Regions from separate parts of the Homo sapiens genome. Here all the other regions are linked to region 4. Evidence: chromatin loops called from intact Hi-C (ENCODE). Cell type or tissue: heart right ventricle. All regions are shown on one strand. Region 1 has its middle 170 kb from the start of HERPUD2. Region 2 has its middle 170 kb from the start of TBX20. Region 3 has its middle 160 kb from the start of TBX20. Region 4 holds the start of TBX20 (T-box transcription factor 20). Region 5 has its middle 160 kb from the start of HERPUD2. Region 6 holds the start of LOC105375230 (a long non-coding RNA gene).

The links. A loop is a pair of places that touch in the nucleus more often than their neighbours do. Peaks named below come from ENCODE experiments on the same cell type or tissue, not always from the same donor. Only the 100,000 strongest peaks of a DNase experiment are listed, where the experiment ranks them.
Region 1: it touches region 4 in a loop (2.5-fold over the local background); 9 of 110 quality-filtered maps call a loop at or near these places.
Region 2: it touches region 4 in a loop (3-fold over the local background); 23 of 110 quality-filtered maps call a loop at or near these places.
Region 3: it touches region 4 in a loop (3-fold over the local background); 24 of 110 quality-filtered maps call a loop at or near these places.
Region 5: it touches region 4 in a loop (2.4-fold over the local background); 8 of 110 quality-filtered maps call a loop at or near these places.
Region 6: a loop joins it to region 4, with 4 times the contacts of the local background. A loop is called at or near these places in 17 of 110 quality-filtered maps.

The regions. Positions count from the first base shown.
Region 1 is chr7:35,518,796-35,522,795 of GRCh38, forward strand. No RefSeq gene overlaps it. Among named protein-coding and RNA genes, the nearest start is that of HERPUD2, 170 kb to the right of the region's middle. In heart right ventricle, CTCF peaks have their summits at 1,628 (motif pointing left) and 1,827; a DNase peak (open chromatin) is centred at 1,576; H3K27ac peaks cover 1,045 bases.
Region 2 is chr7:35,422,832-35,426,831 of GRCh38, forward strand. No RefSeq gene overlaps it. Among named protein-coding and RNA genes, the nearest start is that of TBX20, 170 kb to the left of the region's middle. In heart right ventricle, CTCF peaks have their summits at 2,237 (motif pointing right) and 2,441; a DNase peak (open chromatin) is centred at 2,244; H3K27ac peaks cover 403 bases.
Region 3 is chr7:35,413,949-35,417,948 of GRCh38, forward strand. No RefSeq gene overlaps it. Among named protein-coding and RNA genes, the nearest start is that of TBX20, 160 kb to the left of the region's middle. RefSeq lists an enhancer at 1,242-2,660. In heart right ventricle, no CTCF peak of the experiment used is centred here; a DNase peak (open chromatin) is centred at 1,713; H3K27ac peaks cover 3,799 bases.
Region 4 is chr7:35,252,005-35,256,004 of GRCh38, forward strand. TBX20 (T-box transcription factor 20) reads right to left here and starts at 2,096. Exons shown (of 8, transcript NM_001077653.2): 1 at 1,490-2,096. The coding sequence starts at 1,616. RefSeq lists an enhancer at 1,017-1,593. In heart right ventricle, no CTCF peak of the experiment used is centred here; DNase peaks (open chromatin) are centred at 89, 2,187 and 2,790; H3K4me3 peaks cover 4,000 bases; H3K27ac peaks cover 4,000 bases; H3K27me3 peaks cover 816 bases.
Region 5 is chr7:35,536,063-35,540,062 of GRCh38, forward strand. No RefSeq gene overlaps it. Among named protein-coding and RNA genes, the nearest start is that of HERPUD2, 160 kb to the right of the region's middle. RefSeq lists a silencer at 1,481-1,550. In heart right ventricle, CTCF peaks have their summits at 1,542 (motif pointing left) and 1,754; a DNase peak (open chromatin) is centred at 1,549; H3K4me3 peaks cover 570 bases; H3K27me3 peaks cover 289 bases.
Region 6 is chr7:35,382,893-35,386,892 of GRCh38, forward strand. It overlaps LOC105375230 (a long non-coding RNA gene), which reads left to right and starts at 2,156. Exons shown (of 3, transcript XR_927168.3): 1 at 2,156-2,594; 2 at 2,892-3,061; 3 at 3,949-4,000. RefSeq lists an enhancer at 1,810-4,000. In heart right ventricle, no CTCF peak of the experiment used is centred here; a DNase peak (open chromatin) is centred at 2,279; H3K27ac peaks cover 2,757 bases.

The DNA of each region.
Region 1 (4,000 bases), 270 kb after region 4:
TTTAATAATTCCCACAAAAGAAAACCCATGCAAATGAAGACAATGAATATGAGAAGGATCCCAGAGGTGAGGTTCATGATGGTTTGGGGAAGAAAAATATTCAGGAGAAAGAGGGGCTATTTGGCTGAGAACTGAAAAAATTATCTGCATAGCCTGTCCACATTAATCAAATTTGCCAGATAATTGCTAGCCCTACTCCACAGAGCCTGTTAAGCATTCACTTTCACAGCTGTATCCTAAATTTAGCTCTGACTTCTGATAACTGAGACACTACTTTGGGTTTATTTTCTGAGCTGCTTCTGGCGAGCATCCAAGGCTCCGACACCCTCAGGGGTTGTGAAAAGAGACCACCTGAGTTCTGTCACCCCAGGACTGGCTTCCACGCCTAATGCTTCAGAGCCCCACAGAGAATGTGAGTGGCCACACTTGCCTGTGGCTAGTGGAGATGCCAAGAACTGGCTTATCCAACTACACAGATGGTTTGGAGCACTGATGGTGTATTTAGTCCATACTGTTAGTTCTAATTAATCCTCCATAAGAAATTCTTATTTTATGGAAGAGGTGATCAGAACTCAAAAATGTTCAACAACTTGGCCAAGGCTAAACCGCCAGGAAGTGGCACTGCTGGGATTTTTCCCTGGGTCTCCTGCATTTCTTTCGTACATCTCTACAGGCTGTTGCAGTGAAATAAATCTGAATTACCTCCCTACTAAAACGCTCTCAATAATTCTCTAGTAGGATGTATTGAAAACACAGCAAGATACAAAGTAAGGGGCTTATGGGCTGACAAGTTTAAATCTTGCAAACTGAAGCAAGTTACCCTATCACTTTGTTCCTCAGTCTTCTCATTTGTGAAGTGGAGATTGTATCTATGCAGAAGATGACATAAAGAATATATTAGTAACATATAAAAGAATCTAGCCCTGTGCCTGGCACAGATAAGGCACCCAATAAATGGGATTTTCTTTTTTCCAAACTTTAGGTGGATTGGGCAATTTCCACAAAATTGTGTTGGGCAAGCCACACACACACACACACACACACACACACCCCTTATGATCCCTGGCCACTCGGCAGAGTTGCCAAAGGTGGGCAGCCTCTGCCACACCCTTCTTTCACCCCAGAAAAGGAAAGAAGCCCCAGCTTCTTGTCCCAAACCTCAGAAATCTTGTAGACATCACCTCCAGGAGTTTTATTCCACAGAATACCGTTTGATTTGGTATGAGCAGGTCCTGAGTTCATAAAATTCCGAGTTAAGCAAAGTTAACCAGATTTCTTCCTACAGAACTTCTCAGAGCTTTTAAACGTTTTGTGATGCTCCAAAGAGAGCACAGAGTCTACAGCTTTACCCAGAGTTACTTCACCTCGGTGCATCTCTGTTGAGGTTAGACCATGCCACCCATCAGGACATCCCACCAAGTGGACCTTTTCCGGCCTCCCCTTATTTAAATGTCCATGGCTTACCCTTCTGCATGAATAGCATCCACTAACACTTAGGCCAGTGAGGTTTGGAGCTACATTTCACAGCCCCTGGCTCAAACTCCAGTAGAACTACCACGGGAGCCGAAAGACTTGGCAGCCGCTTCCGGAGACAAGGCGATAATAGGGAGGTAGAGCCATCTACAGGAGATGTTTGGTACTGCACAACAAGAGCTGCGAGGAGCGGGTGAGCAAAGGAACTGAAAGATGATTACAGGACATTCTACACCAAAAGTTTGGAAGCTCTTTATTAGAGCAACTGAAACTTCACAATGATTTCCCAGATATGTATTTTGTGTAGTATTTGGAACAACAGGTATTTCTCCAAAAAAAGTTAGGGCAATAGCATTTATGTCATAAGAACTCTGTCTGTTGGACCACATTTTGTGATAAAAAACAAAATGAGAAGCACGTTAATGTGCTTAGTAACAGATGTGCACAAATGTGTTCATGTTGATGAGAAGTCTCTCACAGAGCTCTCAGGGGTGAGGGTGAAGAGCAATGTGCTGGGGCAGATCCCTCCCGGCTCCTCTTGTTGCAAGGAATGAGGAGCCTGCCTTCACCCAACATCCAACACTATTCACCAGAGGCCTGGTACATACCAGACACTATGATACATGCCAGGTATAGCATGATGAGGATGACAGACCGTCCCCTGTTCCCAGCAACCCACAAGAGTGGGAGCAGCATTTCCAAGTATGAAAAATCTCAAAGATCATCTTATGAGGAATTCTGATTAAGAGGTTGTCTTAGTCCATTTTCTGTTGCTTATAACTCAGTGCCTGAAACTGGGGAACTTATAAGGAAAAGAAATGTATTTCTTACAGTTATGGAAGCTGAGGATTCTCAGACTGAGGGGCCTCATCTGGCGAGTATTCTTGCTGATGGGGACTCTCTGAAGAATCCCCGGATGGTGCCAGCTGTTACATGCTGGGGGGCTGAGCATGCTGATGTGCTAACTCAGGTCTCTCTTCCTCTCATTATAAAGCCACTAGTTCTCCTCCCACGATAACCCATTAATCCATTAACCCATTAATTCATTAACCCATGAATGGATTAATTCACTCATGACCCAATTGCCTCTTAAATGTCCCACCTCTCAATACTGCCCCACTGGGGACTGAGTTTCAACATGAGTTTTGGAAGGGAGAAACATTCCATTCGTAACAGAGGTCTTTCCAGATTTAAAGTTGAATTTTCCAACAAGAAGCAAAGGGGCCTGTTGCCTTCTGTTATGAGGGATAGTTGTACCCAAAGTAGTTATCATTTGTCTTTTCCAACAACTCAGCAGAAGGTGGGATCAGTGCCTTCTGAACACTTCCCATCTGAGAATATTTGTAGAGAAATTTAGTCTATTTCTATAAGAACATTTTCTCTAAGCCATTTGTGCATTTAAGACAAACTTCAATTATCTTGATGATTGATAGTTTATAATTAAATAAGTTAATAAAGGTTACAGTATTATCTGGAAATCCAAATATGAAGAATCTCAAAATGGTACTTATCATTTGGAGGGCTCTTAACCCATTCTATGCCTTGTTTTGTTTTCTTTCTTCTTTTACATCTATTTTGTGTTCCCACTATGACATATTTTATTTTTCTGTATAAGTTATCTTAAATCCTTTATAGAATAAATAAATAAAATATATGTTTTAATATTAAAACCTATTGTCAGAAGAGGGGCTTACTTGTATTATCTTGGATCATCTAGCTGAAGAATCTACAGAAAAACCTTGAATTCCAGCATTCTTATGTAGCCAGATCAACGGTAACACAGATACAGCCAAATAAAAGCTGGAAAGAACATTCAAATCCCAAAACCTCAAAGCACCACTTATTCCTGTAGTTGTGGAAAAGCAACATGGCTCTTAGTGTCAAAAGCCATAAAACTCACAAGATGACTTTGGCTCTAAAACAAGACAATTACAGACGACAAGACACTTTCTGGAGAAAAACGTTCAAGTCTAAATATCTTTTACCATTCATAAATGGAAGTCAGAAGAGTGGTTACCTTGGAGCTGGGGTGATAGATTGGAAAGGGGCATGAGGAAAACTTCTGGAATGCTCAGCTGTCCCATAGCTCAATCTGAGTGGTGGTTGCACAAGTGATGACTTAGTTTACAATCCAGTACTTAAGACTGGCACAACTGACATACTTTTACTATGTTATGTCTTGATTAAATTTATAATAATTAGATTTACTGTGTTACGCCTTAATAAAATTAAACGTGCTTTACTATATTATACCTTAATATGTATTAAGTTAATACATATTTATGTAGGATTTTAATTTCAGGAAACTTATTGAATCATAAGATAACCCAAAGAGAATTTTTAAGGGATTAAAATTCATTCATTATATTCTACATATAATCTATTTGCCAAAATAGGAAAATGAATACATGTTTTTTAAAAGTGTCCACTGAGACTAAGGATTAAAACCAAAGTGTGTCCTGCTTGGAAAGAATCAGCACATCTTGCCCCAAGTGAGGATCCCTCACAGACAGCCTAAGACTCTGCT
Region 2 (4,000 bases), 170 kb after region 4:
TGCTTTGCAACTAGAAACATGGACTGCCACAAAAGGTGACATTCAATAGTAAAAATAGTCTTGACACTCACACAGAGTACATCATCTGGCAGTCCAGGGTGAACAGTGAGTATGTCTCCGCGTGCAGTAACAATGGGTTGAAAAGTCAAAGAGTTTCAATCACACAGAAATCCTAGCAACTAGTTTGTTGTAATATGGCTAGGGGTTTTCTGGTTGGACATATTACTATGTTTAATCAAACAACTTGGAAGACAATCCAGACTGCCCTGTTATTTAAGAAAATACTCATTTGGAATATCCAAGTGATTGTTCCTAGGGCTGAGCCTATTGTTTCCCAGCTTTAACGCAGGAGTAAGTTTTTGTGTTTTATGAATCCGTAATGCCTATTGTATTGGTTTGCCAGGGCCGCCATAACAAAGTACCACTGACTGGGTGGCTTCAATAACAGAAATATATTTTCTCACAGTTCTGGAGGCTGGAAGTCCAAAACTGAGGTGCTGGCAGGGTTGATAGCTTCTGCGGCTTCTCTCCCCAGTTTGCGGTCCTAACATCGTTGCCCCTCAGTCTGTGTCCTGATCTCCTGTTCTTATGAGGACACTTGTCATATTGGATTAGAGCCCACCCATAAAACCTCATTCTACCTTAATCACCTCTTTAAAGACCCTATCTCCAAATACAGCCATATTCTGAGGTACTGGGGGTTAGGACTTCAACACAGGAATTTGGGGCAAGTGACACACATCAGCCCATAACATCCGTGTTCCTCTAAATTATTTAAATCTAAGACTGATTTGGAGAAGCTAATTTCAAAAGTTACCACTACATATGTTTATTTTGACATAAATCTTTACAGTGAAAGGATCTATTGGTTATTACATGAAAATTCCATTTCAGAAAGTGAGGTTAGACCTCTCCCTCCCCACACCCTCTATCTACCCTTGAAAGTTTGCTTTTTAAGGAACTAAAATGAGAACTAAACAGCTTTTAAAGACTGGTCTTCTCCATATCCAGTCTTCCTTGCTCATCAAGTCTGCACTAAAATCCTACTTTCACCACGAGGCCTCTCCTATCCTCCCCCAGCCACATGGGCTTTCTCCTCTTCTAAACTCTGAGAACACATTAATCATGGCTCCCTGGCAACACAAACTTCTACCTTGGAATAGAGTTTTCTGTCCACATGTTTCGTTTTCCCTGTAGATTAGATATTCCTTAAGGACTTGCCTGATTCATTTGTGGTACATACTTGTCCAGCAAGGAGGTAGCAGGGTATATCTACTGCCCTGTTCTCGTGGCTTGATATGAAGGGCCCCTTTCCAATGTTATTTTCCAAATATCCTTTCTCCAGTGCTTTATTGCCAGGCCTCTGAAATTATACTTCCCTTCTTGTCACTCCCAAATACCTCCAGCATAACCCTCATCAGACTTTCTCGGTCTTAGTCTTTCTCCTTCTTTTACAACCCCAGTGACCTTCATCAGCAATAATGAATATTGCTGAAGTCCTCTCCCTTTCTGTCTCATCCTTGGGTGGAGGGTAGAGGGAGGGTCCTTGCCCTGACAAGCAATGCAGCATACTTTTATGGATATAGGGTATATGGGAGCTCCTAGTCCCACTACAAAGCCCCAGGCTCTACAGTGGCAAATGCAGAGATCAAATGGGCCACTCCAGATAAAAGCCTCAGAGGAGATGGAATTAAGATGTGAGCCTTTGTGTTCATTGCAGTACTGTTCACAATAGCCAAGATGTGGAAACAACCTAAATGTTCACTGACAGATAAATGGACAAAGACAATGTGGTATATCCATACAACGAAATATTATTCAGCTTTAAAAAAGAAGGAAACTCTGCTATATGCAACAACATGGATGAACCAGTAGGACGTTATGCCAAGTGAAATAAGCCTGCCGCGGAAGGGAAAAAACTGCATGACTTCATTCATATTAGGTGTCTAAAGTAGTCAGATTAATAGAAACAGACAGTAAGTAGAATGGTGGTTGTCAGGGGGTGGGAGAAGGGGGAAACAGGGAGTTGCTGTTCAACTGGTATAAAATTTCAGTTATATGAGATGAATTTGTTCTAGAGATCTGCTGAACAATTTTGTGCCCATAGTTAACAATACTGTATTGTGCACTTAAAAATCTGTCAAGAGGGTAGATCTCTTGTTTAGCACTCTTACCACAATTAAAAAAAAAAAAAAAAAAAAGTAAGATGTGAGCTGGCCCACCCAGCAGAGGGCAGTGCAGTGCACACAACCAACCACTGCAGCTAGTGGCCACAGGAGGCCTGGACTGATCCTGTGGCTGAGCAACGGCACAGGTGTTTTTCCTTGAGCGGGGGAGCTGGGTGGCAATTGTTGTTTCTTTTTGTTTGATTCTACTTTGTTTTCATCTTAAAATCCTGGTTTTGTTAAAGTGAAATTTTTTTCTTAAAAATTGACACCAGCAATAAAAATGATGTGTTTCTTCCTCCAAACTTGAAGAGTGGAAGAAAATTAAAGTTCATTTGGATATGGTGCAGATTCTAATAACATATATCAGTTTACAGTTGGGCACGCTCATAGCTGTAATTTCAGCCTTTGGGAGGCCAAGGCAGATGGATCACTTGAGCCCGGGAAGCCAAGACCAGTCTGGGACACATAGTAAGACCCTGTCTCAACAAAAAACATCAAAAAAATTAGCCAGGCATGGTGGTGCACACCTGTAGTCTCAGTTACTTAGGTGGTGGAGGCACAAGAATCAACTGAGTCTGGGAGATGGAAGTTGCAGTGAGCTGAGATCTCACCACTGCACTCCAGTCTGAATGACAGAGCAAGATCCTGTCTCAAAACAAACAAGCAAAAAGCATATGTCAGCACACTAAACTATTGTTCTTTATTGACTGTCTTTAAAAAGTCTTCAATGTTTATGCTTTGAGTAGTAAAACAGAGAAGGCAGCACTCAGGTGTATCTGCACCTTCTCCTTTGAGAAAAAAATCCACAGGTGCCACACAAATAGGACATTTACTATTTCCTTTAAAATAACAAGATAGAGCAAAATAATTTGTACTCATAGGGAATCCAAGAAATTCTAATTTATTTCACAGGAATTACTGCATTTAATCTGCCCCAGCTGCCTCTGTTACTCAAGGAGCAGATATGAGATGCCTACAAAAGGCCTCAGAAATACTGAATTAGTCTATAAATGTGCTTAGCATTGAGGTGGTGAATTGTTTATAGGTGTTCAATGGAAATAAATCAAAGGGCATCAGAGAAAAAATAAGTAAGTTTTCTTGCCGATAAAAGAAAACACACCTCTCAGCTATGTCTGAGAAATCCTTTGTCAGGACAAGGGACATGCAGTAGATTACTCAGGAACTGCTGAGGTTTGTAAAAGCTAACTTCATTCCAATAGGACAAGGTGGGGCTGGTTTTCTAAGGCTAAAATGTGGGATACAGAAGAAGTACCTTTCTAGAGATTAGGTTTGTTCAGTTGAAGGGTGAAGTGGGGCATTAGGTCCTTGGGTGACAGAGTGAGGAGGAGATGACACAGAGCAGGGGAGAGACTGGAGGAGGAAAGAACAGTATTCCGCTACCTCCCCCTACCCCCTGAGGCTTTGACTGATTCCAGGGAAGTATGCACCTGATAGGAAGAGTGAACACTGCAGAGGGCGTGACAAATTATGTGAGGCTCCCATCTCTTTCCAAAGAGAGGACTCACCCTCTTTGCTCATCTCAGTGTCTTTAATATTTTCTCAATAGCCATCCACATTGATCCTAGGCAAGTAGCCTTCATGAAATGCAAATAATTAAGAAAACATGTAGTTAGCCTTCCTCCATGTTCAGGTAGTATCCATGTAGTATTTCTTATTTTACTATGGACTAAGGCTGGAGTACTTAGGTTGGATGATTGAGTGATTTTCTTTTCTATCTTGGTCTTGTTTTGTCTGTTGGAAAAGTATAATTTGTGATTATCTGCATAAAATGTCAACCTTGGGTGATGTCTGAAAAAAATGGTGAAGTTAGG
Region 3 (4,000 bases), 160 kb after region 4:
TCCTGCAAATACATATCCACCTACACATACACACACACACACACAAACATACCTACACAGAGACACACAGACAGGGACAAAGAACACTAATGTTCATTACAGAGTAATTGAGGTCCTACCTGAAAGTTATTAGGGAAAAGATAATCATTACTTTGCTTGAAACCCTGCCTGATTGCTTGTTATTGTGTGACAGCATGGTGAGGACCTCAATTTTGTGAAGAAATGTAAAATAAAGTCCAAATCTTAGTTACTGACAGCCACTAACAGCCCTTGTGAAAGTGAGAGAGCTCTGTTCTAACCCACTGTCAGGTTTAATGAGAATACGCACTCCCATCTGCTGAAGGCTTATAACATTGCAGGCCTTATGCTAAGGACTCAGTGCACTTCATCTCATGCAGTCCTCACAACAATGACACAGAAGAATGAATGTTATCACTTGGCGTTTAGGGAAAGAGAAACTAAGGCTCAGATATCAGGGCAAGTGCCCAGCTGGACAGCTCCAAACCAATGCCTCTCTCCACCATAGTGAGAGACAGAGGGGTCAGTAAGACTTCAGCTATGTTCCCTACTCTTTTAGTCTCTTTCCTAAATTAGATATAAAAATCCTGAAGGTAGAATAGAAAGCTCCATGGCCACAAGAAACATTTCCTCATTTGTTAAAAGATCAGAAGCTCTGAGCAGCAAGCAGTGCACACCCAGGCAGAGTCCATCCTGCCTGCAGAAAACCAGTTGTACCTGCAGCTCAACAACTCCAGAGAATCTCCAGCAACAGAGTTCCCCATAAACACCTGCCCCCTCCAGCCATGGGCTTGTGAAGGTGAAAGTTGTCTCATTCACCATGGCAACCTCGGTGCTGGGCACAGAGGAGGCAATAAGTATCAGACAGTTGAATGAGAAAGTGGATGGATGGACAGATGCATGGCTAAACAGACAGATGGACAGAAGGATGGAAGAATCAATTAATGGGTGCATGGATGTGACAAAGCCCAACTCAAGAGAGGGACAGAAACAAGTTCGGCTCATTTGAGTCCCAGCTCCTCATTTCTAGTCATGGACTTCTGTGTATCCTAGAACTAAGAGATGCAAAATATCGGTAAATAATAGTTAGTTTTCCCCTTCATTGTCTCTAGCCATGTGTTTCCAAGAAGTACTTTAAAAGTGACAGTAGACAAGTATTTTGTTTAGCATCCATGCAAAGAGCTTTCTAAAAAGCAACAAATTGAAAGACAGATGTTATTCCTGCCATGTAGACCTCTCCATCAGACCTTGTAGACCTTGCATACTCAGCCCCTGAATGGACATGCAGGGACCTTGAGAAAAGGCACATTTCAAGAGGGAAGCACAGAGTCTTGTCATGTCCTGGTGGGAATACAAATAAATTAATAAATTAAGCCAAGCCAGGCCTGCAAAATGCCTAGCTAGACATTCAAATACCATGGCTCCAAGCTGCTCAGCCTTATCTGCATTCTTGAAGTTTCAACAGAGCCGCTGGCAAGCTGGCTGCCAGAGCTGATCTTTTGCTGTCGGCATATGGGGTAATAACCTCCATGGATGAGGGTGTGCAGCTCCATGCATGAAGGAAGGCACGGTCTTCCTGTCCTTTTGCATGGAGCCATGACCTCATCCTGCCTCATCTCATGTCTCCAAAATGCATCCCTTAGAGGCCAATGAAGCAGGCAAGCTGGAGGTAGGAGACGTCATCGGTGAGAAAGGCTGCTTTGTTGTGAAGTGCCTTTGGGTGGGGACATCTGCCAAACTGGCCACGTGAAGCTGAGGACAGGGCCAGGGTAATCCAGAGGGAGGCAAACAAGGATACACAAACTTTTCCCACTTGCCTTGATCCTTAGAGAAGCTGTTTCCAGATGAGGCCTTTCATCGACTTCCTACTGAGAGACCTCAAGGCGCCTAAACTACATGTTCCGTGCCATATGGATCATCCAACACAAACAGTGACTGATGCTGCTTGCTCTCAGTTATCCAGGAGCTGTTAACTTAGGGTGTGGGTCAGCCAGAACCTTGGCTTCCTCTTCCCCTCCATGGCTTGGCTGTGCTTGTACCAGCCTCCATCTCTTCCTAGAGGAGACCCCTGCAAAGCTCAGCCTGGCTTCTTTTCTGTTGGCATTTGTAGGACTCTCAAAAGGCAATGTCAGGACACATCTTATCCATCATCTATTTCAATCTTTTCATTTTACAGATAACGAAAATGAGGCACAGACTGGGGGAAGTTAGTGGCAGAAATGGAGCTTTAATGTAAGCCCTAGGATCTCCAGTCCAGTGATCTTCCATCGTGTCCAGCTCCCACTTAAAACGTAAATGTGTTAGGAAAGGTTGAAATCAACAGTAAGTGGGAAGTTTAGGGACCCCTGTCTTCTTCATTCATCTATTCTTCACTCGCTATCTCTCCATTTCCTAAATATGTTGCCTGAGATGGGATTAGAGAATAGATTTCATCTTGAAGGCCAAATCTGCTCAATTGGCTGGCAGTGGCTACCTGAAGAGCTACAGAGGACATGGAGTGTCATGACCCATTGTGGATGTCTTTGTGGACAAAGGAATGGTGATGTGCAACAGCCATTCCAGGCTTGGATGTGAACACTACCATAACCCAGCCTCATCTGACGCACCTCGCTTCATATTCTGTCTCCCAAATAGGGGTCCTATATTGGAGTCTGAACCTGACTCAGCCTTCCCAGTGAGCCACAAGGGTATCTTTCTTCTGCTTCTGCATTTTCTTCTTCCATGTGTCTTCCTGCCTGGGCTGCTGTGCATGACTCTCTCCATCTCTCAAGTCAAGCCTCAAGGCCTGTGTCTCCACCCAGCCTTCAGCCCACATGGATGTCCACTGAGCTGTGACTGTACTGAACAATATGCCACCTAATGACACAACCTTGCTCAGGGACTGAGTAAGTTTGTTCCTGTTAGTCTTTTCTCCCCAGTGAAGAATGTTTTTTTGATATCTTCAAGAATAGTAGGGACACAATAAGTTTTCAATAGTTGACATTAGAGTCAATGTGAACAGTGAATTTAAAATTAATTTTTAAAAATATACATGTATATTTTGATTCAGTTAGAAGAGAAGGAGGGCTTAGAGATTTCCTCCCTCTTACCTTCTCCCTTCTCATTCATTGAACCATGACTGCCTTTCAAAATCAATCATAGTGAGATTGACATGAAGGCAGCATTTTCTAAAAATCAAACTCAAGTATAAGCCCAAGTGAATCAATTTAATATAAATTATTGGTACCTCAATAAGTTGAGAGAGATTGTTAAGCCTTCCAAGTGTCATCTTAAGCTAAGCAGATGTTAACTGTCATTTATTCTAGGATTTGGTCCTCAGAACTTAGGAAGGAAGTCAAATACAGATAACGTCCTTAAAGATTTCATTCAGTTCTTTAAATAGAAAAAACCATCATGCAAAAATTTTTACAATTTCTTCCCTCAGCAAAAACCTGCAAGCCTTTTCTTATAAAGAAAGAAAATATAATTATTATCACTGATATTATTATGAGTAAAAATAATGCCAAAGTAATTAATTATTTACCCAGAGGCTGTCTCTAAGAAAGTTGAGAATTTGTATTAGGGGATGAGGGAAGGAAGAATAAAAATTCAGGATCTTTTACTATCATTAAGGCCTCCTCACATATTTTTCCAACTGCTTTTTATTCATAGATAGGATTATTAGTATGTGTTTGCCAACAGGACCAGCCTGGCGGATAACTGAAACCCTGTCCTCTCCATCATCCACCCCCTGTCCCAACAAAGTTCCTTCATTTCCCACTTTGAGTGCCAATATTACCAGAATTTTTGAGTTCTTTTCATGGTTAGCACCTGTGCGTTCATAGACAAGTAGGGAGGCCTCTCAAACAAGTCATCTCCACTGCCCTGAGTTTGGGAAGGTTTTCCTCATGCCCACTTGGCTTTTCAGGGTCCAGTCTCTCAACACCATGAAAAGCTAGAGAGGCAAGGGGGTGGTCTCCTACCCACCCAGGGCTGGGCAGGC
Region 4 (4,000 bases):
GGCTTTAAAGTTCAAGATTTAGAATTTTCGATATAAGGTGGCTTTTCTCAGAAAAATAAAGAGAGAAGGAAGCAATGTTGAAATGACAGTGCAGCTGGGGCTGGCATGTTTCCCAATTTGCTGTCTACACTTCTGTCGGGAATCCTCTTTTCCTGCTATGTAACAAGCTGAGATGTTTACAAAGAATTCAGGGGCCCCTAAACAGCAATGTATAATGTTGAGAAGTCGCACAATATAACTTTGAAATTGTTAGTTATATTTTTCTAAACAATTGGATTTTGTTTGATTGATTGTCTCCATTCTTTGGCAGGTTTAGATTTAGATGGGAGGTGGGTGGGAAGAACCAGGGGAAGGGGGTGAAAACTTAGAGGACAGATTTTTTTTTTTTTTTGACATTCTGTTTTCTACAGATCTACTAGTTTCTTTTTCCTTGGTTTCAAGTAGCTACAGGAATTTTACTTCTCTCATCTTTAAGCCCAAACACCTTATTTTTGATCTCTAACACTTCCTTTTTTTCATGTTATCATTATTTTGGATGTGATATGTTAAGTGTGGGAAGGACAGAGAGAAGAAAGGAAAAATTGGGGAGGGTTAAAAAAGAAAAATTAACTTAAGTTTGCTATCTGATTTTCACATTGTAGTGATACCAGACGATCAGGCTGTGTAACAATTATTTCCTGGGGATCCACGAGGCAATGATGAGAACACTTCTTTTTCCCTCAGTTGTAAAGAGATTCTTAAATATTTATCTTGGGGTGGTTCTTTTCCATGTAATTCACTAGTGTTAAGAAGAACATAATCCCTGTTCTCCCTTTACTCCTAGCCTAGTGTCTTCTATAAATGGTAAAGGTTGTTAAACAAACAACATAACTAAAAGTAGAGGAATTTGAGAAATGGTTACTGGTTAGTGTTTTTGCCAACCTCAACTGAAAATGACGACAGTTATAAAATGATGTCTTGGTGATAAGTCTAGAGCTTCAGTGAATAAAATGGTTCGTGTAGGGAGAACTGGCTTATTCTGCTTTACAGTGGTTTCAAAGAGCTTGCTCTGTTTTGTCTATTCAAGTCAGAGGAAAACCAAAATTAAACTGGTTTCTTATGAAGTCCTTTAGCGTCTCCGTTTCAAACGCACAAGCAGGTGTTACATGCACAGTAAATCCTGTTGAGCCTTAAAAGGGGTTTTATTATTATTTTTCCATGAATGTTTTTAACCCAACAAACATACACACACACCATATGTCTGATCTGATATATGGATTCTAGACAACTTAGGAGACCGACGGGCCCAGATATAAGATGCACATTCACAGCATTCAACAGACTGAAGCCTCCAAAGAAAACTTGGACCCAAAAGAAAAAGATCTCCCACCCGCGATGTATGGCTCATGGCTTGAGCATCAGACGTTGCTGCGAGCCGCCTGCAGCCAGGGGCACAGACGGATGCGCAGCATCCCCAGTCCTCGGCGGACAGCCGGGTAGCCCAACTTACCCAGGGGTTTGATTGTGTTCTCCGTCGCCTCCTTCTCCTTAGAGCCGCCGCTCGACATGAGCGCGGCAATGGAGAAGGCGTTGGCCCGAGAGGAGAGTTGGGGCTTGGGGGACGCCGTGAACTCCATGGTCCCCAGCACGCGGTCCTGGCCAGGGACGGGGTCGTCCGAACTGCCGTCCAGATTCCCCAAGGGAGACAAAGACCCGAAACACAGCTCAAAGTTTCCGAGAGCAGTCACAGCGGGGCCAGGGACTCCAGAAGTGTCAGCTCCAACGACTCCAGAGCTGCACACTGGCCTCTATTCCCCACCGCAAAGCCCCAGAGCCGCAGAGACTTCGAAGGCAGCCGGAGAGGAGAGGGCCCACCGAGCACTACGGCGGGTGCGCACGCCCCGGGGCGCTCGGCAGGACGACAGTCTGCACAGCCCGAAGGCGGAAACGAGCATCAACTGCACAAAGTCCTGGGGTCCTGGAGCATCCCCTCCGCGTCCTTCCTCCCTCTGGGGCTGGGGACAGCCGGGATGTCCCAGGCTGAGGTGGCCACCAGCCGAGCGCGGCTGCTAGGACGCTGGCGTGGGGAGCGCGGCGCGGAACTACGGACAGTGAGCCCTGGCGCTCGCTGCCCTGCGCCTTAATTTGCTGGCGGCGGCGATCCCGGAGGCCCGCAGCCAGTCAGCGCCGTCTCACGTCACCGCTTCCTGATTCCGCCGCCGGGGGCGGGGCCGCGGGCCGGGCGCGGAGGGCGCGCCCAGGGTGCGGCGCCCGCGTGGCCTGTCGCCCCGGCTGTTCGGTACCCCAGCACAGGTTCAGGGAAAAGGGTGCCACCACTAGGCTGACGCAGCAGCCATGGACATCCCCACCTGGTCTCACAGCCCCGGGCGGGAGGGCGGTGCGCGCTGTCGGGAGAGGACACATCACCGCGGCCTAACGCCCGAGATCCGGGCATGGCCCAGTTGGGGAAGCTATGACCAGACCAGTGGAAGCCTCGGGAGTTCTCGCTTTTTCCATTCTTTTTCTTACCTGCGCTCAAAGTTCCAAAAGAAAGTAGGGAAGCGCTCAGTAGAATCCGGCGCCTCTGAGCCGGCGCCAACTGGCCAGGTCCATACTCGGGGCAGATCCCAGGGCTGGGACTCTCATTCGATGGTCCCAAATTTGATCTCTTTGACAGTGGGGCTGAGCAAATGCAGCCCTGAAAAAGATAAGCTTAGCGAGAGCTGCGGGCATTTGGCAAAGGATGCTGCTCTCAGAACCGTGGCTTCTGCTCCTCACCAGTGCGTCTCTAGCCTGGGGCTCCTATTTTCCCTAGAGGGACCCTGGAAAATGGGACGGCTGCCGAAGAGAAGGCGAAGGTCAGGGCGCGGAGCTCTACGGTAACCACGCGACGCGTAGTGGGAGAGTGCGAACCTTATGGTAGCGCCCGGACTAAGCGGACACAGACCCCTCTGGTTTTACAAAGGCGGCTGTGACGAGGACTTCCCACGGCCTTGTTGGAGGGCGTCCTGTTAGCCCTGCTCAGCCTGAATAACTCAAATTCTCCGAATTCGCAGGGTAATCCGCTTCGCTTGGAGCCGTGTAAACTCAGGCTGACATACACACTCAAGCTGTATATGTAAATATTTGTTCTCTTTTCCAGCCAGTCGGTCTGGCTATTAGAAGCCTCTTCGTGGGTCTTAAAATTAAAATAATAATAATAATTTTTAAAACTCCAACTTTTCACTGCACCACCCCCTACTCCTGAAATAAATTTGTGAGGGAAAACGGCAAGTTAAAATAGCTGTCGAAAACGTTTGTGTGAACAAAATGATGACATCTGGAAGAGTCGTGATTTCAGCCTGTCTTGGTCATCGTGTGTCAATAGTTTTTAACAAGGTGCTGGATGAAGGTGACTAAAAAATGCATTCTCATATCACTATCGAAGTTCGAAGTGTCGATTTATAAATGTTTGAGGAAATTCGTAAAACCATAGACTTTGGTGCTGGAAGGAATTTACGCTGTCTTCTAGCCGGTCTCCATGTGCGTTTGAGAGAGAAAAACAGGGCCCGACGTGGCAGAGCGCGCATCTCCCCCCAGTCCACCTCAGCGGCTAGAAGCAGACGGAAGGGCAGGACTCACACTCCGGGCCCCGACCCTCATCAGCCCCTGGCCCTGCAGCTGTGGCTGGGCTGTTAGCTGAAGAGCCAGAGTAGAGTTAACGACGGCTGGCAAGCAGAGGGCTTTCAGATTAAACCGCAGGATGCATCTGAGGATCCGTTTCTATTCTTAAATTTTTTGCTGGTTTTGGACAACCCAGACCCAATCCAGACCCCTTTTTTGGTTATTAAAGTCCCCCGCCCCAACCTGTCTCTCCCCAGACACACCTTCTCAATGTAAGTGACATTTCTTTGTATTGAGTGGAAGGCACACACTGATTCCTTTCCTATATCAAATGCTTAGGATTTGTCCAGAAAGAAAGATTTCCCTCAAGAAGTGGGGATTTTGGAAGGTCGGGGAATGTTATGGTTAGTCTAGACCT
Region 5 (4,000 bases), 280 kb after region 4:
AGCTGCTTGATTAGCTCCTATACACCATGCACCTGGTCGGAAGCCATCCCAAGTACCATCTCTTCTAATCCTCACAGCATATGGGGACACCATGGTCTTGAGTGGTGGGTCTGGTTGTACCCATCTCCCCTGCTGGGCCCCCAGGGGGCCTCTCCAATGTAAGGGTAAAGAGTCCAGGCAAGAAGCTGGGTTTCCATTTCTGTTTGGAGACACCACTGGGTGGGCCAAGTTCTGAGGCCCACCAAGGACTGACAGCACCAGCCAGGGGCTCCCCTCCAACCTCCACCCCAAGACACACAGGAGCTTGATTCTATTTCACCAACCAAGGGCTCCTCCTACCCAAATCCACGTTCTAGTTACAGATAGCAGAGTCCACTAGAGGGTCATGAATCACTCCTATTATTTGCAGTTCTGAAACCAATCAGTCTAAAAGGTCAGCCATCCCTCGCATTGAGCACACTCTCATAGTTAGGCCACAGCAACCTGGGGACTCTGGCCCTGGCCCTTTGACCTGCCGCAGTGACTGCCTGTGTGCCAGTGGGAGATGGGACACAGAACAACCTTCTAGACAACAGGGCGCTGCTCCCAGTGGCTGCACGGCCCAAACCCATGACTGAAATCAGAAGAGAAGCCAAGTCCAGGACAAGAAATCCTCCCTATTGCCAAGCCAAACACGACGTCGTGGCAGCTAAGGCCTCGGCAGCACCTTCCCAAACTGTGGAGAAGGAAGCAGAGCCGCTCTCTCCCGTGAGATGTCAGACTCTCCCAGGCCACCAAAGGAAAGTCTAGTGGGTGGCACCTTCCCTGCACACCCCGGAGTAAGGGTGGGAACTGCTCATATCCTGGCATGAGTGAATGAGTGAGTGAATGAATGATACTCATTGATCTCTGCTCTGAACTAGGCACTGGGAAGGGGCCTTTTACAGGCTGCCTCAGTAAATCCTCACCGCAAAGTAGATGTAGTCTGGCCCCAAACAAGGCCCAAGGAGGCTGGCTAACCTGCCCATGTCACTCCGATAAGGGGCACATGACAGCCGGGGACCTGCAGGATATGTTAAGGGCCCTAGGCCAAGTGAACCCCCAGAAGGCCAAGGTCATTTCCTCCCAGCCACCGCCTTCTGAACTGGAGGACTGAGACACACCTGGAAAACAAAGCCCACAGACACACCCAAACCCCGAAGGAGAAAGAAGTGCGGACTGGGGACCTGCTTTCAGGACCGCCCAGGCTGACTCTGGGCCCGCGGCAGGGCGGGGCGGGGGGCGGGGGGGCGGAGTTGGGGGATAGGACTCGAGCACCCCCCGGGGCAGAGCATTGCCGGGTGAGCCGCATCCCTGCCTGGAACATATGAGAGGTGCGGGGTGTAGGGGAAGTGGGAGCACGCGGGGGGTCTGGGGAGGGGACAGACCGAAGGCAGAGACCACCGCGACAGACACCTATCGAACTTCACGCTAAGGACTGCTCGTTTTACTGATCCGGACTCAGCCCTTAGCGCTGGGCGGTACCACGCGCCGCCAGTGCGGATCATCTGGGCACTGGCGCCACCTAGTGCTGGCAGCGCGGCAATGGCCCTTTTACCGACTCGCGCGTCTATAGTGCGGCCTCACACAACCTCTGCGGAGTCCATGAGCCCTGGAGAGCACAAGTGGTTTGTTTAAGGATAGGGCAGAAATGGGCCAGGAGCTCAGCCTCCTAATCACCAGTCCTGGGGCCCCTACGGAGCACCTTGGTTCTCAACTGTGTGTGGGCTGCAACACAAGGGACAGGACCTTCCCAGACCAGAGCCACAGTTGCAGGCAGATGGTCTGCTCCCTCCCTCGGCCACCAGCTGTGCCCTCCTTTCATCTTATGAAAAATGTATCCCTAGGTTACAATTGAAAAGAAAATAAAACTTCCAGCAGTATCAGAAATCACAAGCCCTAACTGCAGTTGACACAACTAAATAAGGTTTCAGCAGTAAGATTGCTCCCTGAGGCCTCCGCAAGTCTAAAAATCTGCAAATCATGCACATCCCTGAACTTCTCATTTCACCCTCTTTACCCCTTATTCTGGAACGATGAAGGGGAAACACATGTGCATGGGTGCAATTATCATACAGCAATCTTTGCCTATGTGCTAATTTATAAGACAAGTGAATTGTCCACAAACCGTTGGTCCTTTAGCAATTACTAATGACCAATTGCCAATGGGCCAACACGTTGCCGAGCTGTTGTTCCGGAAGGTGGAAGCTCCCTGCTCTATGCCATGCGGCCCTCTCCTACAATGAGAACCATCAGGCAACCATCCACCCAAGCCTAGGCTCTCAGAACTTGCCTTAGAAGTCACTGCTTGACAGCCATCCTTTCCATAGGAAGGTGAACTGCGATTCCAACCAGTCAGCACATACTCCCTCCGTGGGAACAGACAGCTTGAATCCAGGCAGAGGAACAAGCTTTTGCTGTGCTGTGGTTCTCTGTTGAGGCTAGAGAGACTGGAATGCTCTTTCCCTAGATTTGCCCTCAATCTTCAAGGCCAGCGCCTCCAAGACATCTTCCCTGGCTCGCCCCTGCACAGCATGGTGGCCCCCCCAACCTCTCCTTCCTCCCACAGCACCCTGTAGTAAAATTCAAACAAAGCTTTCTGCTGAAACCTTCGCATGGCTTTCATTGCTCTGACAGAAACCAAAGCCACCCCCGCGGCCCTTCCTGGTCTGGTCTTGCCTCCCAGCCCCTCCCTCACTCCACGGCCTCTTTTCTTCTGCTCTCCAGCCCACCCACCTCCGCTCGGACCCTCGGTTTCACCTCCAAAGAGTCTAGTACACTCTGAGCCCTCAGCCTGAAATGCTCTTCCCTCCTCTGTCCGCCTGGTCACATCTCCTTGGGGAAGCCCTCCCCGACCTCCTTAAAGGGCCAGATCACCCTGTTGGAGGTTCTTTGGGCACCTTCATGGCACATGTTCATGTTCTTACTTGGCCAACATAAGCCCTGCCAGGGTTGAACATTCCAGGTTGGGTTTTGTTCATCTTCTACCCCACAGTTGCTGTGGCATTCCACAAGAATAATAGCCATGTTTATGGGGTACCTGCTCTGAGTTGAACCTTGTGGAAGTGCTTTAACCATGTCCTCTCCCTCATCTCAGAGCAACTGTAAAAGGGAGATCACCCACATTTCACAAAGGAAGACAAAGGGGATGAGTCACAGCTCACAGCTGTGAAGAAGCGGGGCTGGGATTTGAACCCAGGGGTTTCTGATGGCAAAGCCTGTACTCCTAGCTACTACTCTATATACCCTGCCTGTCCATTATAGCACCTGCCTCACCAGTACACTGTACTTACAACACCTCCCTCCAGGGAGCTCCCACCAGACAGAGCCCCTCACACCCTCTGTCCCATCCCCTACACTCTGCACATCACTCAGTGGCTGACACGGTAGAGATTCAGTATATGTCTGTTTGTTGAAACCAGGCCCGATAATATGAAAGCAAGGTTCTTTCTACACAGATGAATAGACTGAATGGCCAAAAACATCATTTGCCAAAGGTATTCTGGGAACAGCACTGTCTTGGGATGTTAATAAATGTGCGTCAAACGTGGGCTTCTATCAGCAGATAAAGGTGAGGAGGTAATCACAGTGAACAGACATCCACAGAGGCCCTGATGGTGGGGATTCTCGTCTTTCAAAGCTAATGTGTATTCAGAGCCCTGTGAGGGGGTTGGGGCAGGTGCCTTTTCCTCAAACAACCGTGATGCCAGAACCTTCTTTTCAGGGGGTCCAGTACCAGACTAGAGTCCCACAGAAACTCTAACCCACGGCACCACTTTTCCCCTCACTTTGTGAAGTGTGGGTGGCTCTGACATCTTCAGGATGGCACTGGTCCTGTGCGTGGCGATGGTAAATCTAATAAATAATTGAATATTCAATAACACTCAACTACAGGGGCTCTATCAAGTTCCAGCTTTTAAGTCTGGTTTATTCAGCCAGAAACAGCATGGCAGCTGCTTCTGCTGCCACCCTTCGTGGCATG
Region 6 (4,000 bases), 130 kb after region 4:
TTAAGCTATACAAATTTAAAAATAGAATAAAAGAAAGGAAAATTTAATAAAGATCAAGGCAGAAATTAATAATTTTAGAATAATAAAGTTGAGAAATAATTCTGAGCTGATTATTTGAAAAGACCAACAAATATTTAAAAACCTAATTTTTAAAAAATTAAATAAATAACATTAAAAATGGGAAACATAATATAATTATAGATTTTTCAAATTTTAAGTATACACTTGATCATAATACCTCACAACTGGTTAATGATTTGGAAAGATCAATGCTACATCCTTAGTGATAACAAATTCTAAATTAATTTCAGATAAAGTATAAGAATAAAGCATATGTAAACATTTATATTACCTTACAGTAGAAAATAGTCTATAAATCTGGTATCAAAAGCAGCAACCATAAAGAAAATAATTGATCGACTGCCTCACATTAAAACTTCTATACAGGGGGAAAAACCCTAAAAGGTAAATGACAAATTAAGAAAATATTTCTAATATATGTGATAAAATATTAAAGACTAATATATAAAATATATGACTAAAACAATAAATAGTAAAATTGATAAAATTGTCATCTCAAAAGTCAAATGCAAAAATTTAAAATATTTGAGGCTTTTTAGTTGTAGCAGATATATTCATTCAACATATACCTATTTAAATATATATCATATATATGACATATTTTTTCAGCTATTGAATTGGAAAACATTAAAGAATAACATCACTCTTTAATATAAACTCTCTGGAGTGTAGTGGGGTTATGTATCAAAAAGTCATAAGACGTATACATAATTCTACTAGAATTACACTTCTAGGAATTATCCTAAGGAGATAATCTGAGAAACATGTAAATATTTAGTTACAAAGATGCTTGCCATGTTTTTGTAAAAATGATATCCCCAAATTGGGAACAGAACACTGATTTTTGGCAACAGGAGATTGGTAAACTTAATTATGAATCCTCTATTTGATGGACTGCTATATAATCAATAAAACTTATGTGGTACATCTATATTTGTTAACCTTGAAAGATGCCAACAATATGTTCAGTGAAAACAGCACACTACACTCTAAACAGCAATAACTCATTTTTGAAAAATATGTGTATGTCTACACATGTGTAGACATGTACATATGTATTTTCTTTCAGACATTTCCATTACTGATTGGTGAGATTGGAAGCACTTTGTTTGTCTTTTAAGTTTTCCACCCTGAAATATGATGTGTTATTTTTTATAGGAGAGAAGACAGAAAACATTAAATAAAACCTATTACAACAATTTTTAAAGTATAGGCATTGGCTACAGTAGAGCTACATACTTCTACCATTGTATTCTATCACACATGTTTTACATACATCAATTTACATGTTCCTTTTGTCTCTGTAGCTATAATTCCCTTGAGGACAAGCACTGTTACTATCTTTGTATGCCTAGCACCTCACCTAGTGTTTTATACATTGTGAACATCATTAAATGTTGGTATGTTAACAGGAAAAAAAAATGAAGGCAGGGAGGGAGGAAAGGGGAGAGAAGAAATGAAGGGGAGAAAGAGTGGAAGGGAGGAAGAGGAAAAGAGGGAGGAAGAAAAGGAGGAAGAGAGGAAGAGAGAGAGATGGAGGGATGGAGAAAGAGAAGGAGGGAAGAGAGAAGAAAGAGGAAAAGAGGAAGGAAGAGAGGGAGAGAAAAGAAGAGTAAATAAAGGGAAAAGGAAGAAAGGCAAGGGGGGAAGAAAATTTGGTTATAGGCATCATTTCTGCACAAATACATTTTTATTTCCTGGAATTGAAACCAAAATCCCAACCACAGCTGCCTCCTATGCCCAGTCCACATGTCTGCCATGTTGCTCTGTTTCGGATACCTGGTAATGCTGTCGGATACAACAGTGTTTTAGGGCTCCAGCCAGTAAGATCCTGTCTAAGAAAACATTTTCCCACAAGGTATCCTGCCCTTCGCAGATATTTGCTAACACATCAACAGCTGGAGCACTGCATAACACAGTTTCTCAATCATTAGCAGACATTACCTAATTGATAAGGGCGTCCTTCTAAGCAGCCTGTTCCCAGTTCTGTGTGACACACAATCAAACTCTATTCCCTTTCCCTGTGACATCAACATTCTTGGCTGAGCCATTGGAGGGGAACTCCTTTTCCACCCAAGATAAACTGGAATCTGGGGCTAGAAGCATTCCCCTAGGGTCCCCACAGCCACATTCTCCCACAAACTCCCACCTCCTCAGTCCCCAGAGTGCTTGATTCCAGCCATGTGGCTGCTCCTCAGGCCTTGCTGAGGTTGACGGCGGTGCAGCTGTAGCTCTTCACCAGCTCCCTGTGACAGCGGGAAACAGATTGGAAGCACCAGGCATCTGGTGTCAATGGACGTGCACACATGAACCGCTGAGGCTGGGATCATCTCTCCCTCTCTCTTCTCTTGTGACTCCCCCTACAAAACTGTACATCAACATTGAAATTGTCCATCTGGTCTTTCCTGGCAATAGGCTCCTTGTGATAACATATTTCATTAACAGTGCTTGGAGATGGCCTGTGAACCCAGGAAGCAAAGGACCCTGGCCACTGATGGCCAGCTCAGGCCAAGGTGCGGACAGATGCTCAGGAAGAGCCCAGATGGCAGGAAAGAGCCTGAAATGAGGCTCTAGGCAAGCCCATCTCCTGCCTCGTCCAGTGCCCACTGACCCACCCAATAGGTGTTGAGTTTCCTTGGCATGCCCTGCAAATATGATTGCAAAGGAAATTTTTGCTACCAAATTGGTCCCTACCCCTGAGATTAGAGGAAAGACACATAATCAGTAGGCGAGAGTACACAGAAGTTTGTTGTCTGTGAGCCTTTTTCTTAATAAATGAAAGGTTGATTTATCTTATCTTTGTCTTACAGCATAATGGGGAATTTGGACAAATAGACCCAGCTTCAAACACTGGCTCTGCCCCTGCTGGCTTTATAACTTTGGGCAAATTTGTCTCTCTCAGCTTCTATTTTCTCATGTGGCCTTTGTGAGGATATAATAAGAAAACCTACATAAATCCCCAGTCTGGAGTAGGTTCTTGGTAAGTGCAAGCTTTTTAAAAAAATCAATGTGCATGAAGATGTATAGATATATACGTCTAGATGGCCAGTTTTCCCCCTTCGTTGGCATTACCTTCCCATTCCGTGTGGTTATTAGCAGAGCTGTCTGAAATCCAAAGCAATGCAAACGGCGCCCAGTGTCATCTCATCCAGCAATAGGCCTCTCACAGGTGAGGAGCTTGAGGCCTATAGAGGGACAGTGAGGGTACAACTGGATGCTCAGGGTCTTGGCCCCAAGCCTCATCATTTGCTATGTATGTCTGGCTGCACCCCATGTTGGTGGAGTTGGGTAACTGGGCATGGACCTGCTCTCAGCTCTCCTCCATGAGGGGGACGCCACAGTGTCAAATCGGCCCCCATCCTGCCTAGGCTGTAGAGCATTCACACTTGGCCTCTTGAGGGTTCAAAAAAATTTCTCCATATTTCCCTAGTTTCCTGTTCTCATCAAAGTTTGGCCTCCACTAGAGTGTTGAGCCTAAGATTTTTGCTAAAATAGCCCTCTGTGGAAAGACGCCATGGGTCTGAAAGAAGCCCCCATGCCCTTTGACTTGTAGCTGAGTGGCTGCACACTGGCAGGCTTTGGGTCCTGGCTGGTGAATGGGTTCAACAGCCATATTCCATACCTTCACCACTACGGGGCCTGGTCACTGGGTGGGGTCAGGGGCCACCTCCATCACCGTTAGTGGCCAAGGGAGACCATGCTGGTTTCTGACCCCCCACCATCCCCCACCCCCTGTAAAGTGCAGAGGGTACCTGGGCTGGTCTGCCTTGTTTCAGTTTTTCCGTCTGACCCTGCAGGGTCTCCTAATCCTGGGAGGCCTTTGGCATTCACCCTCCTCCCTCAGGAGTACTGTCTCTTTCCTTCTAGGTGGGAAGGAATGATTGTAAGGACCTCTTCCAGTTCCAACCTCATGGGATTC